Linked DNA regions of Homo sapiens: region 2 is linked to region 1. Evidence: chromatin loops called from intact Hi-C (ENCODE). Cell type or tissue: natural killer cell. All regions are shown on one strand. Links, peaks and the distances in the headings refer to the core of each region. The heading gives the core; the rest is flanking DNA.

Region 1 (7,398 bases), core at 2,017-7,016:
ACCTCTTCGGTACATTGATTTCCTTTCTTTTGGGTATATACCCAGCAGTGGGATTGTTGGATCATGTAGTAGCTCTATTTTTAGTTTTTTGAGGAACGTCCAAATTGTTTTCCATAGTGGTTGTACTAATTTACATTCCCACTATAGAAACTTTAATCTTCTGAATTCTGGTAGTTAAAGATTACGACTAGCTCAACTTGATGTTAAAAAGCTCTTTTTTTTTTTTCTTAAAGTTGACATCTCTCTTAATTGTTGACTTCCTAGTATCACCAGGTTATCTGCTCTCTGTTCCTTGGGCTACTGTATCACCTTTTTTTTTTTTTTTTTTTTTTTGAGACTGAGTCTCACTCTGTTGCTCAGGCTGGAGTGCAATGGTGCGATCTTGGCTCACTGTAACCTCTGCCTCCCGGGTTCAATTCTCCTGCCTCAGCCTCCCCAGTAGCTGGAACTACAGGTGTGTGCCACCATGCCCTGCTAATTTTTTGTACTTTTTAGTAGAGACGGGATTTCGCCATATTGGCCAGGCTGATCTCGAACTCCTGACCTAGTGATCTGCCTGCCTTGGCCTCCCAAAGTGCTGGTATTATAGGCATGAGCCACTGTGCCCGGCCCTACTTGCCTTTCTTAGCTCCTTTGGTACCTCTGCCTGCTCCTTCAATGTTTTCTCCAAGCCTTAAGTGCTGACGGATATTCCTCAGAGTTTTAACTTCTCCCTCTGTATACTCTCCCTGATTGGTCCATCCACTTCATGGCTTCAACTGTCATTTATATAATGATGACATTCATCTGTATTTCTAGCCCAGCTCCTTCGCTGAGCATCAGACTTAACTTTGATTCTGCTGGAAATCTCTATTTGGATGTCCCACAAATACCTCAAACCAATTATACCCCAAACTAACCTTACCTTCCCCTATAAACCAGTTACTTCTCCTTTACTCTCCACCTTGGTTACTGGTACACATCCAAGTCTCCCAAGCTAGGAATCTGGTAAACATCCTGAATGCCTTTTTCCCTCACCATACCACACCCTAATTCTACATCCAATTATCCACCAAGCTCTGCCTTTCTAACCCTTCACTTTTCTTTTCATTCCTATTACCAATACCCTCATTCACATTTTCATCCTCTCACCCGGACAAATTCATGCCACCACTCTCCAAAAGCTAATCTGTTTGCACGCCTGCCAGAATGATCCATCTAGGATATACCATTGTCACTTTTTTCACTTAACTTTCCAATATCTACAGTATATAGTCCAAACTGTAACAACTGTGGTCTGACCTTGTCTACCTCATTCCAGGTTTATCTCTCACCATTCCTCAACTTGCATCTTAATATTCTAGCAAAATTGGACTTTTTTTTTTGAGATGAAGTCTTGCTGTCGCCCAGGTTGGAGGGCAATGGTGCGATCTTGGCTCACTGCAACTTCCGCCTCCTGCGTTCAAGTGATTCTCTTGCCTCAGCCTCCTGAGTAGCTGGGATTACAGGTGCGCACCACCACACCCAGCTGATTTTTGTATTTTTAGTAGAGATGGGGTTTCACCATGTTGGTCAGGCTGGTTTCAAACTCCTGATCTCAGGTGATCCGCCCATCTCAGCCTCCGAAAGTGCTGGGATTACAGGCATGAGCCACCGCGTCTGGCCAAAATGAAACTTTTTTAGTTTCCTGTATGCTGTTTCTTGAGTTCCTTGGCTCATGCCTCTATGCTAACTTCTCAGCCCAATTTACATTCTAAGAGGTCATTTCTTTCATGAATTGCCTTTCATAATCTCTTTGGGTTAGGATAGTTAGATACTCCTTAAATACCCTGAATAAGTTTTATTACCATACTCAACAGGTTATTTTATAATTATTTGATGGTGTCCTGACTAGAGTGTGAACAGATGGTCTCATTTATTTATTTGTTATCATTAGCAAGCAAGAACAGACATTCAATGAATGAATACATTTCTTCAAAGCCCATAATCCAAGTGAATAGCAGGATTCATCTATTCATTCAAGATGTTTCCTGGATTCCAGCTCCATGGTAAGTTTTTAGATTACGGAAGACATTTTTCTTTTTCAAAACCTTCTAACTGCTATTATATTGTTTATATAATAACAAAAGTAATTTTAATCAAACACAAATATATCTACATCACAGGAAACTTTTGAGGTATTAAGCAAGCAAATAAAATGCTTTAAGTCTTTGGCTGGCAAAAACTATTAAACATAATTTTTTCCCCCACAAAGGTGATGTCAGCAAAATTCCACAGATTACATTTTGCGTATTTATTTACAAGATGGTAAGATCATCTTGTAAATAAATACGCAAAATGTAATCTATGGAATAAACTGTTTAAACAAAAAAAGAGAGGCAACATTAGGATTAAAAACTTTCATAAAGAATAGCATTAGCTCAAAAATAGGAATGCCACACTGCAAGAACTGCTTACATAATTAAAAGCAGAAGAACTCAAATATTAGTTATAAATAGACAAAGATCATAAAATAAAATACGTCTGGAACAATCCATTTTAACTAGGTTCTGTATTTCCAGTACAACATACCTGTAGTTTGATTGGGGCACTTTGTCAAGACCTCTGGTGCTCTGAATCCTGGTGTACCTGCCCTAGGGGCAACCTGCTGACGCCTTATGATGAAATAAGATTTCTCTAGTTATGTTAAAGTTGAACTATGTAAGTCTAAAAAATAACATTCATCAATTTAGTTCACAGTAAATTTTGCCTTGATACCTATATAATAAGTGTTACTATAAAGTAAATGATAATCTAGTGTGATAAAAATCCTAGATTTTTCTTCTTCTGTTTTTTACCCCCTCTACTAGTTCCCCGGACTTACTCCAGAAAGGTTTAAAATAACCTCCAAGAATAAAAAGCAGTAGTGGATAATAAGAGCCATAATAGAAAAAATAGAACCCAATAGCAATTCACAGGTATAAAAATTCATTTGTTTGGAGTAATTGATCACAGATACACTTATATATTTGAGTTAATCAAGAAAGGCTTTATGAAAGCCAAGCCTTGAAGGAAAGGAAGAAATTTATGAGTCAAAGAGTTGGAGGTGGGAGTAAAAGAGGAGCTCTACTATTTGGTTCTGGTTACTCCACATAAGCGGGAATAAAAAGAGAAAACAGAAAAGACTACATCAGCAATCAAAATGTGTGATTCTAAGCTTCTAAAAGCCACCCCGTCCCACTTATTTGCATATAAGAGCAAATGTGTTTTCCAGAGTATATCCATATTAAATAAATAATATATGAAAACTGTTATCATTTGCTCTTCAACATACTACTGCTCTGCATCAAGGCCCATTGCAGTTCACTGATCTGAACTGATCCCTTGCACTCACAAAATTATCCACCCAAGTCAATGCAATTTCTAATGGCAGCATGCTGGTGATTTTATAACACCATCAAAACACATTACCTTGAAAGGCAAATACTACAAACTTTATCTGTTGCATAGCAGTCACAGGTCAGGCTAGCTGGGCAAGAACTGGCAGTTTTCCTCATCACAGCACTATTCATAACTTTTGTAGAAATAGCCTTCTTTTTTGTTGCTAACTTTCTAGACAGTACATCCACAGTCTTTGACTGCTTCATGAGCTGTAAAAGAAAAGTCTCATTTTTCTATTTTCATGATATTAAACATGATGTCCTAAAATGCTAGTATGGCAAAAAGCAATAGCGGAAGCATAACTTTAAAAACTGCTGAATGGCTATTGGACTGTAAATAAACTGTTGTCTATTAAAATGTTTAAGGTCTTCTTGGGTTTTTCTGTAAAGTCACCTTATATTAAAATTTACTAATTAGTCCTAGCTTGGCCAATATTTGAGTTATACTTTATTAGAACTTTTCCTGATATATTACAGAAGTATAAAACAGTTATGTTCTAGTGTCTAACTCCATTTCAGAACTGTAAACTGCACAAGTACGTTGGCTAAAATCACAGTTTTAATTTGTTGCTCATGCTGTCTAGCTGTCACAAGATATCATAAGTCAATCTGAAATCATCTACATTGATGATGATTTTGTTAACTTTACAAACATCTTTACACTATCAACTATGTGTCAGAATAGTTAGCTAACTGTATGGAGCTCACACTCTAGCAATGACAGAAAGCCCTTAATGTTCTAAATGTTCCTCTAGAGAAAGACAGTAATAGCTAACCAAAAATGAGAAAAAATTCCACCAGAAAAGTTCAGAAAAAAACTGGAGAAAACAAGTTTTGACTAAATGCTTAAAGCAGTAATACCTTCTGCCAAAGCCAAACTCTAGTTTAAAAAAATTTCTGATAATAAATGTTAATCTAGTTATTACCTAAATTCTCTTCAGTGTATGACTGACTGACCATTATGCTATTAAGCTACATTACTTACTTTCACTGCAGGGCTCTCATGTGAAATGGAGCTGTGTATATTGAAATTTCTTTCTCCAAAAACAGAGCGCTGGACAGAAAGGCCTACAGATCCCTCCTACAATACCAACAAAAACAAGGAAAATAAGGATTATATCTGTAACACTTTCTGCCAGCTGTACTCTGCCATAGTTTTGAAAGAGTTAAGTGAGATGAAACAAAAACAGCTGCATCCAAGTCATTCTCAGGCACCAAACCACTTCTGTGAAAGGAGAAAATAGTCTAGACAGAACTCAACACCCATACAATGTTATCATAGTCCACAAATATATATAACTAAAAAAAAATTCAAAAACCACCTGCATGGATGTTACATTTTGCTGTGCAGCTAAAATGGAGATAGACACTTCAGAATTCCTCCCCTATAACTAATGCTTTCTTTTAAAAAGGATAATTAATCTGAACTTTTTAACATGCAGGGAAAATTTAATATTTTCCATTTTTGTCATAAAATATGATTTCATAATAGTTAATGACAGATGTTATAAACTGACAAAGTAAATTTTAGTTTTAAAATAGTAACCAAAATGATTCAGTACAAATCTTAGTGAAAATTTAATCAAATGAATACATATAACAAATGCAAAAAAAAGTTTTTTAAATTATAAGTACTATCCTAGTATTCTATCTCCCTCTGTTGGTTGAAGGAGTATATTTCTAAAACAGTGTCGGTACTTAAGAAATAAAAGAGATAGAACCTTTCCGTCTTTTCCTTGTTTAATCTGAATTTGTGCATTTGTGTAGGGTCTTTTAACAGAAGCTTTTGTGGTGGACTGCTGATCCAGCTCCTTAGGTACTGGGCCACTCAGTGGAATCTTGTTTCCTGTGATTATGTGGGATTTGTTTTGTGAACACCTTTCCTGCTGAGCTTCAGACTGGACAAATTTAAGAAGCTCTATTTTCGTATCATGGGTTCCTTGGGCCAAACCAAAGTCTACCAAGGCATACCTAAGAGACAAAATTAAGCATTTTTACTTATCTGTAGCAATTAAAGCTTAGTAACATTGTAATACTCTCAAACCATCCTCATAAAAACTGTAATTCTTTTTGGGATCAATTAGGAATTTATAACATTCTGGAAAAAAGAAAAAAAAATAAGTTTTCCAGACAAAGTAAGAATTTAACAGCTAACCAGGATTGAAAATTAAGAGTTGTCCCACAATCAAATTTTCTTTTTCCAGTGGTCTGTGTTAATAAGGCAGAAGAGGAATACATAACATAAACACAGTCCGTTGTTCTCTGATGGTGGCAGAGATGGCATCATAGCAGATAATTTCTAGTTAAGAAAGCTTAAAAAAATTAAAATCATGGTTTTAAAATCTGATCCAATTAAAGAAAATTAAAAAGTCAGGCATATAAAAGCTCAAAAAAGAAGTTATAATATTATTATGTTTAATATGATCCATTATATAGAGGTATTTATGTTATTTTTAGCTTATAATTTCTCTATAATTATAATCAGCATTAAAAAGTATACATAAAAATAAAACTTTTGTGTTAAAACAGGAAATTGGCTATCATGTGGTCCAATCCCCTCACTTACTAGAAAAGAAAAATGAAGTCCAGAGATAAGAGACATGTCTAAGGTCAAAAATTATTAGACTCTAAGTCTGTTAGTTCATGCTATTTCCACTGAACCATAGTACATCTAATAATGTACATTATTCCACTAATACAATTTTATCTTCTTCATCACCAAATTTCCCTTTCCAATCACAAAGAAACTGAAACAGAAATAATCTGTGCATGGCTATTGCAGTATGTTATATTATATCTAAGAGATATAAGTCAGAGGATACAAAGTAGCAGATATGTAGGATAAATAAATCTAGACCTAATGCACACTCTGAAGATTACAGGTAATAAAACTGTACTGTATATGAGATTCATACTAAATGAGTAAATTTTAGCTGCTCTTGCCGTAAAAACAAAAATAAGATGGGTAACTGAGATAAATATTTGCTTCACAATAGTAACTTTTGTACTATATATAACATCATGTTCAATACCTTAAATATAGACAATAAAATTGTTTTTTAAAAGAAATAGGATAAATATTTTCTAGTAACTCTTCATACTTACTTTTTCAGGCGCCTATTATATAAAAAATTGCTGGGCTTAACATCACGGTGAACAATACCAAACTGATGAATGCGTTTCAAAGCTTTGAACAGATTAAGCATATATTCCCGTACTTCTTGAAAGGAAAGAGAATTCAGAATGTCCTAAAACAAAGTTACAAATGAAATGAGTTACAAATATTGTTTGCAATTAAATATTTAGCTAATAAAAATTCAAGAAATATTAAAACCTACCAAAAACGACTCATGCTCCAGATATGGCATAGCAATAACTACATGATCATTCTTCCTAAAGCAGTATTTAACTCCCATGACATTATCTTGCCCCCTAGTGGAAAAATGCACAAGGAACTTTTAGAAGAAAGGTCAGAGGGACTGAAACTTTATGCCTAATTTTAAAAACCGCAATTTTAGCAATGCATACATATTGCTAGAAAACTGACTTAAATCATCATCACATAATATAAACACAAGTGACTTGTGTTCTCGTGTTAAAGTTTTCTTTTAAAACAAAAATGGCACCAGTTTTGAAGTTACTATAATAATTCAAACGAGGTAATTATAGTTGTGACTGGGGAAGCAGCAGAATGAGAAAAAAGGGAAAAGATTAATAAGACTTAGCAGATAAGATGGTAACAGTAATAAATAAATCAAGGTCACTAAACTAATAGATCAATGAGCCAGGATTTGAACCCAGGCATTTTGCTCCAGATATATGTTCTTAATCACTATGTTACACTGCTTCATAAAAGAGGAAAATAGGACAAAGGTGATTTCTATGATTTTGAGCCTGAGTAAGAAAACAATAGAGATACCAAAAAATGAGTAGAGAAGCCAGTAAAAGAAGCATCTAAAACCAGACCTCATCATTTTGATAGAGTTATCTAGACAAGGGA
Region 2 (6,543 bases), core at 1,544-6,543, 170 kb before region 1:
GATTTTTTAAGCTATTGTTAAATGCCAACGCTATTCTAGGCACTGGTAAAATAGCCATGAGCAACAGAAAGTCCTTGCTGTCGTGGAGTTCCCATATATTCAGAGGAAGAGAATAACCAAACAGACTGATTATAAGCAGATTGGCTCAGGCAGAAACCCAGCTACAGGCACACATGCCAACCTTTAGGAAAGCAATGACCTGATGAACTGTGTCAGAAAAATGGAGAACTGACAAGGGAAGTCTCACTGGAGAAAGAAGAAGTGTTTCTAATCTGAAGAATTAAGTTTTCTATTAACCTTTTATGGAAACTGAGGGGAGGGTGAGAAGAAGGGGGAAGGGTATGAATGGCCAGATGCTCCGGGAGGTGCTTTGTTTTTTGAGAGAAAAAGACACACCAATAGACACCAGGAAAGCCGAAGGCATTCATCTTAACCTCTGTGTTTAATGGTTTTATAAAATAATGATATGGGCATTTGAGTGAAAAGAGAGTGGAGCCTGCCTTCTTTACAGTCACATTGGGGTTTCCGTCTGTTCCAGCTGCATCTGTCTGATCCCTGGGACTTGGTCTCTTGCCTCCTACCTTATCACACCTTAGTCTGTCTGCTTGCTGTTTCTCTTTTCATCGGGCTACACTTGGGAACCTGGAGAAACCTCAGGCCTCTGAACACATTGGCACCTCCCGAGCTACTTCTAATGAAAACCTCTTACCTGACTTGGGTGGACTTTTGGGTATGCGCTTGACTTTTGCTTTAAGAACACATGGTGTGTTCCATGGAGGGTTGTTGAAAACTGCCTGATGAGTTGGGACGGGCACACCTAATTCAAAACTTCAGCATTTTATTATGCTCTGTGAAACAGTGTTCCTTACACGCTTAGATTTTTTTTCTGCTTACACATCAGAGCAGCCTTAAAGTTGAAAAAGCTTTTATTACGCATTTCTTGTTTTAAGTACGCTCACCCTAATAACCCTGTGAAGTAGTGATTATCTCTGTGTTGACTAAAGGGAAACACAACTAATATACCTACTAAGGTAGCAAGTCTAGCCATTGAACAAACCAGAGCTTCAAGTCCAGTTTCTGACTCAGGGTTGTAGCGATAGCTGTGGAGGACAGCCTTCCTCCTCCACCTGATTTCTCTTTCCCTCTTGCTTTTCTTCTTCTTCTTAGTTATTATCAGATTTTGCATCCTATTCAGGGGCCACAAAGGCAGGGAAGATACCACAGAAAACCAAAGTCCATATACAAACAGGTTGGCCACACTGCAGGAATATAGAAAGAAAGTAGTAGGCAGGACATTGTGAAAAACTTTAATTCTTGATATAGTCTTTTCCCCGTGACTTCTAACAACATCTAACTCACCCCTCCTGGAGAATTTTGCTGCAAAAGAAGAGTCTTTTGTGTGGAGGCTGGGGAGGAATGAAATTTGAAAATGATAAAAAGTGATTGAAGACTTCTCTAAATTAAAGGTAGTATCGTTCACTCTGCTTAAAGAGTGAGCTTGTGAATTAATTACAGTTAGGAGATCAAGAAACTGAGACATTAATTGATAGAAAATCGCATCCAACACGTAGATCTAGAAGAAAATATCTTTATTTTCTTTCTAGCATCAAGGAATATTAAATCTAAAGTGTCCCCAGGTATATGGTTTTCAATCCTGTGCTTAAATATCTCCTGAGAAGGAGATTCCATAAATTCCCTCTATAACTAACCAATCCTCATAATCAGCAAGTTCTTTTCTATCTGATCTAAATCCCTAGTCCTGCCATTTAAACTCATTTCCTCATGTTCTGCCCTCCAGGGAGATAAAGAACAGCTGTCTGCTCCTATTTGTAATAATCCTCATGGAGAGTATTTGCAATAGTCTCCTTTGGCCTAAATACCAAGCTTGCCCTCACCTTTCTTTTTAACTCTTCTCTTGTTTCCCCACAGAGTCCTCCCATGCTATTCACATCTTTCTTGAATAGTTTCTTCCCCAGGACCTGCCATGGTGAAAGACTTAGAAATAAGAATACAGTTGTAATATAGACGCCAAAGAGGTAGCAGGAAGTCAGATCTGGGCAACTCCATGCCATGCTAAAGAAATAAAACATTCTCCATTAAGAAATGTTTTTTGTTTGTTTGTTTTTGCTTCTTTTTTTCTTCTTCCCCCTGGTAGAGACAGGGTCTCTCTCTGTTGCCCAGGTTGGAGTGCAGAGGCTCTTCACAGGTGAGATCATAGCTCACTGCAGTCTCTAACTCCTGGCCTCAGGAGATCCTCCCCCTTCAGCCTCCTAAGCTGGCACTGTAAGTGACTGCACCTGGCTTTGTTTTTCTATTTCTTGAGGCATCTCTGGCAGTATCTAGGCCCAGCCATAGGCTAACTGTGAGATGGGTGGAATTAATCCTTAGTGTCCTTATCCTCAGTGTACTCTCCTCCTCCAGAGTATGTCAGGCACCAAATTCCTCTCTCCCCTACTCACTCTCCCTCCTCTCAAATCTCTGTTCCCTCAATGTGGTTTGATATTTTAGGAGGAAAGCAGGAAGACTGAGTACATTTCCTCTGCTGGCCAAGTCTGATATTTATTTACAAGCAAGGCGCCCTCCTTGAATTTCTTAGATGTGTTAATTGGGCCTAGTCTGCTTAGCCACGAGGTCCTCCCTGCCCATCTCCTTTAGGAGCAGCCTTGTTATACTTGTCACCCAAGGGATGTTTTAGAGAAAGTTGGTGCTCCACGAAATCAGAGACCACTGCAGTGGAGAGCAGACAGCCAAAGACCCATCTCAGAAAACCCAGGGGTCTCTGTTGGCCCATTAAGTAGAAGCATCTGTACATTCAACTTTCTTCCTCATGGTGAATTTTTCTGTAGCATCACTTCCATTTGACAGTGAAAAAACTTAATCTGTCAAAAGGTAAGAGTTATTTTTAAAACATGGTTATATTGAGAAACCTTGCATCTTACATGTGAAAATAGCCACAGAACTGGAAAGGATGGTCTGAAGAGGGGACTTTCAATATTTCCCAGCAGATTCTCAGACAGAGACTCACCTTGGCCCATTATTGGATCAAAGTCAATATAATATTAGGTTAACTTGACTTATCCAGCTGGTGAGATGCATCCTGCAGTCTTGAGTGCGGAGGCTTCTTTGTTTTGTTTGGGGTTTTGTTTTGAAGTGTTTTGCATTACCAGAACAAGAGTTCCCAAAACTCGGGAAGTTGAAAGGTCTCTTTAATGGGCACGGATGAAAATAAACTGACATGGCAACAAATTATATTTGGCAAATAGACATCGGAAAGCAGATATTCAGGCTTCCTGGGCAGGGCATAGTCCTGGCACTTTTCCTGAATGTGAATAATCAAGCACAGGGCAGATCCTGGAGGAGCACACTTGCTCCCTATTGCTTGATGAAGCAAGGCCTTCTCTTTTACCTGCTGTTGGGCTGAGCAAACAAAGCCCAGGTGAGCCAAAAAAGAAAAAGATGGAGTTGGCCTCCTGCTTTTCAGATGTATCCTTATTAAAATAGGAAAAAATATTTTTAAAATGTGGTTCATGCATAGCCACATTAGTCCTTCTGATTGATTATGTGAGGATCCAGCTGGGTATGGACCAACATGTGGTTTGTAAGGGAGTCAAATTCTTAAAGTATATCTAGAGTTGTTTGGGTCTCTGGAGGTTGTTTTTGTTTTGACCTCAGAATAGTTAAGAGATTTGATTCCCTTCTAGAAATAAAGCTCCTACTCTGGGGAAAGTGAATTTTTGGCAGAAAGTTATTGCCATGGAGGCTAATTTCCCCAGCCTTAATTATACACACACATGAAGAGTAGAGGGCAGTGCTGGGGAGGGTCCAAAACATAGGTTTCCAAAAAAGTCAAAAGCAGTGTTTCAGCCGGGCGTGGTGGCTCACGCCTGTAATCCCAGCACTATGGAAGGCCAAGGTGGGCCGATCACGAGGTCAGGAGATCGATACCATCCTGGCTAACACAGTGAAATCGTGTCTCTACTAAAAATACAAAAAATTAGCCAGGCATGGTGGCACATGCCTGTAGTCCCAGGTACTCGGGAGGCTGAGACAGGAGAATTGCTTGAACCCGGGGGGTGGAGGTTGCAGTGAGCCAAGATCATGCCACTGCAGTCCATCCTAGGGGACAGAGCGAGACTCCGTCTCACAAAAAAAAAAAAAAAAAAAAAAAGGCAGTGCTTCTCCGCTTCTCAGGAATATTGACCCCAGTCCCCTATCCATCCCGCCAATCCCAGAAGAAAAGATAATTAGAGGAAGTACAACAAGGGCCAAACTTACAACAAGCACATAAATACTTTGAGGTTGATGCAAAAGTGTGTATAGCTGTGTGGTTCATGAAAGGGGTGACAGGAAAAGCTGTAACCAGACCCAGGGACATGAGCCAGTTCTACATTTTGCAGAACTGCTTTTTTCACAGAGGCTTTTGAGGGGCCCCAGAAAGAGAATGGAAGTAATGGGGCCAAGTTCCTGCACTGGAGGGCAGGGCCTTTCCTCGAGTGTTTTGTTTTAATGAAGCAGCTGGAAGGGTTGCTTATCTCCGGCTGATAGATGTGTATTTCAGCATGACAGGAAAGAGGAGGCTCATTCATAAACAGGCCTGGCCCTCTGGGGTTTCCCACATTGAAGGAGGGGATGCTGCTTACAAGAAGTTTATGAAGTTTATGCTCTGACTTTTCAAAGTAAATGCAGTGTTTTTTATTGGAGAGCCCTGATCGCTTTTCCCTACCTAGAGCCATTTTTTGAGGGTTGCACTGAGGCCGGTTTTGCCGAAGAGAAGACTAACTCTAGGGCCTTTTGCACTGTTAAATGCAAACCATGTGTGTGACTTGAGGTTTCCTTCCTCTCCAAAGCACTGCACATTTGGCACGATGAATGGCTTTAGCTAAAATGCAGTGGGGTGTGTAATGAAAAGTGGGATGCTTAAAGTGTTAGGAGATACTCACACTGCACCCCACAGGGAACCTCAGTGGGGAAGAGAGGCCATTCGCTGGCAACTGCAGTCCCCATGTGCAAACAGCTAAACCCCTTCCCCAAAAGGTTTTTCCAATAGCAGCTATCCCCCACCCCGGTTTCTCAGGTAATTTATCTGTTTGGCACACAAGGCTCTCTCTACTGTAGCTAGGACAAAGTCTATATTTCACTCCTGTTTTTAACAAGTGCATTCAGAACAAGGCTCCCAAACTTCCAGGGTTCTCTTAACTACAATTGAAAGGTCACACCCTCCAAATCCTACAGTGTCTTTATGAGAGAAGATGGACAGTGTTTCCTGAATACAGGTGCTGGTCAGTTGCCAGCTCACACAGACCAAGTGGTGGTGATTTCATCAAAGGTTGTGGACCCTGAAATCCAGGGACTTTGTCATCAACTCTCAGGGGTCTTAGCCACTAGAGCTGCCTGTCAGTCAGCTGTCTTCTTTTTCCCATTCATGATGCTTTAAAAATAAAACAACAAATAGCAAAACCTTATTTTAGAAGGTATTCCAGCCATCTAGGACCTAGTCTAGTTGCTTCTGCCCTGGTTGAGAAAAATATCAGTTAAAATGGCAAATGCGGAATAAATGATCTTTTCAGGAATGCACATACATAATATGCGTCTTTCTCTGACTCTGCCTTTTCTTTATTAACTGCAGGGGAGACAGCAGGAAGGCAGCAAGTCCCCACCTCCCCGCCAGCCTCGGAAAACAGCAGTGCTGCCCACAGCATCGGCAGCACGCAGAGCACGCCTTGCTCCAGCAGCAGCACGGCCTAGCCCAACCCAGCCCAACCCGGCCCAACCCAGCCCAGCCCAGCTCAGCTCAGCTACTGCCAAGGGCAGGACCAATGGCTGAGCCTCGTGTCCAGACTCAGAGGGCTGGATTTTGGTTCCCTTGTAAAGACAGAGTGAATTTCAGTATAAAGATCACCCGTTGTATTCACCCCACACCCAGGGCTAGTATAAACATGACCCTGGGCTTCTGTACCACACTAGAATTCATGTGAGAAAGCTAAAATGGTGGTCTTCTCCACCAGCCCCTCACAGGCTTGGGGGTTTTCAATGTGAAACACATGCCAGTTTTTAAAATGCTGCTTTGTCCAGGTGAGAACATCCATAATTTGGGGCCCTGAGTTTTACCCAGACTCAAGGAGTTGGTAAAGGGTTAATAGCCAGATAGTAGAACCAGTGAGGAGATGCGGCCAAAGATTCTTTATATCTGAACCAAGATGTAAAACAAGAAATGCTTTGAGGCTTTCTAAGCGATCCTCCTGTCTAATTTGCACCTTTGTCTGGATGCACACTTCTGACCTTGCTGCCACAACCTGTGGGGTCTGATGTGTCCCTTGATGGGTGCTGCCCTCAGGGACTGCACCCTGACAAGTGTTAAGGCAACATTCCTTTCTTGTGCCCTGGGCCAAAACCAATGCTGATGACCTTATCAGCTTCCTGTTTCTTCCCATACTTGCATACACCACTGCAAAATGTCTTAATGCAAATTTTGTATTTCTTACAGGCCTACAGAAATTGAAAATGACCAAAATCAGGAACCACAGATTTGTGCCCATTCCTAAT

What was found. A loop is a pair of places that touch in the nucleus more often than their neighbours do. Peaks named below come from ENCODE experiments on the same cell type or tissue, not always from the same donor. Only the 100,000 strongest peaks of a DNase experiment are listed, where the experiment ranks them.
Region 2: it touches region 1 in a loop (2.8-fold over the local background); 10 of 110 quality-filtered maps call a loop at or near these places.

Annotation. Positions count from the first base shown.
Region 1 is chr1:91,511,029-91,518,426 of GRCh38, reverse strand. CDC7 (cell division cycle 7) reads right to left here. Exons shown (of 12, transcript NM_003503.4): 5 at 6,737-6,830; 6 at 6,504-6,646; 7 at 5,120-5,369; 8 at 4,384-4,479; 9 at 3,430-3,608; 10 at 2,551-2,633. Among named protein-coding and RNA genes, the nearest start is that of CDC7, 14 kb to the right of the region's middle. In natural killer cell, for the core only: CTCF peaks have their summits at 4,852, 5,060 (motif pointing left) and 6,818 (motif pointing left); DNase peaks (open chromatin) are centred at 5,076 and 6,826.
Region 2 is chr1:91,682,941-91,689,483 of GRCh38, reverse strand. It overlaps TGFBR3 (transforming growth factor beta receptor 3), which reads left to right. Exons shown (of 17, transcript NM_003243.5): 17 at 5,627-6,543. The coding sequence ends at 5,745. Among named protein-coding and RNA genes, the nearest start is that of CDC7, 190 kb to the right of the region's middle. RefSeq lists enhancers at 4,666-4,745, 5,225-5,728. In natural killer cell, for the core only: no CTCF peak of the experiment used is centred there; a DNase peak (open chromatin) is centred at 4,573; H3K27ac peaks cover 3,704 bases.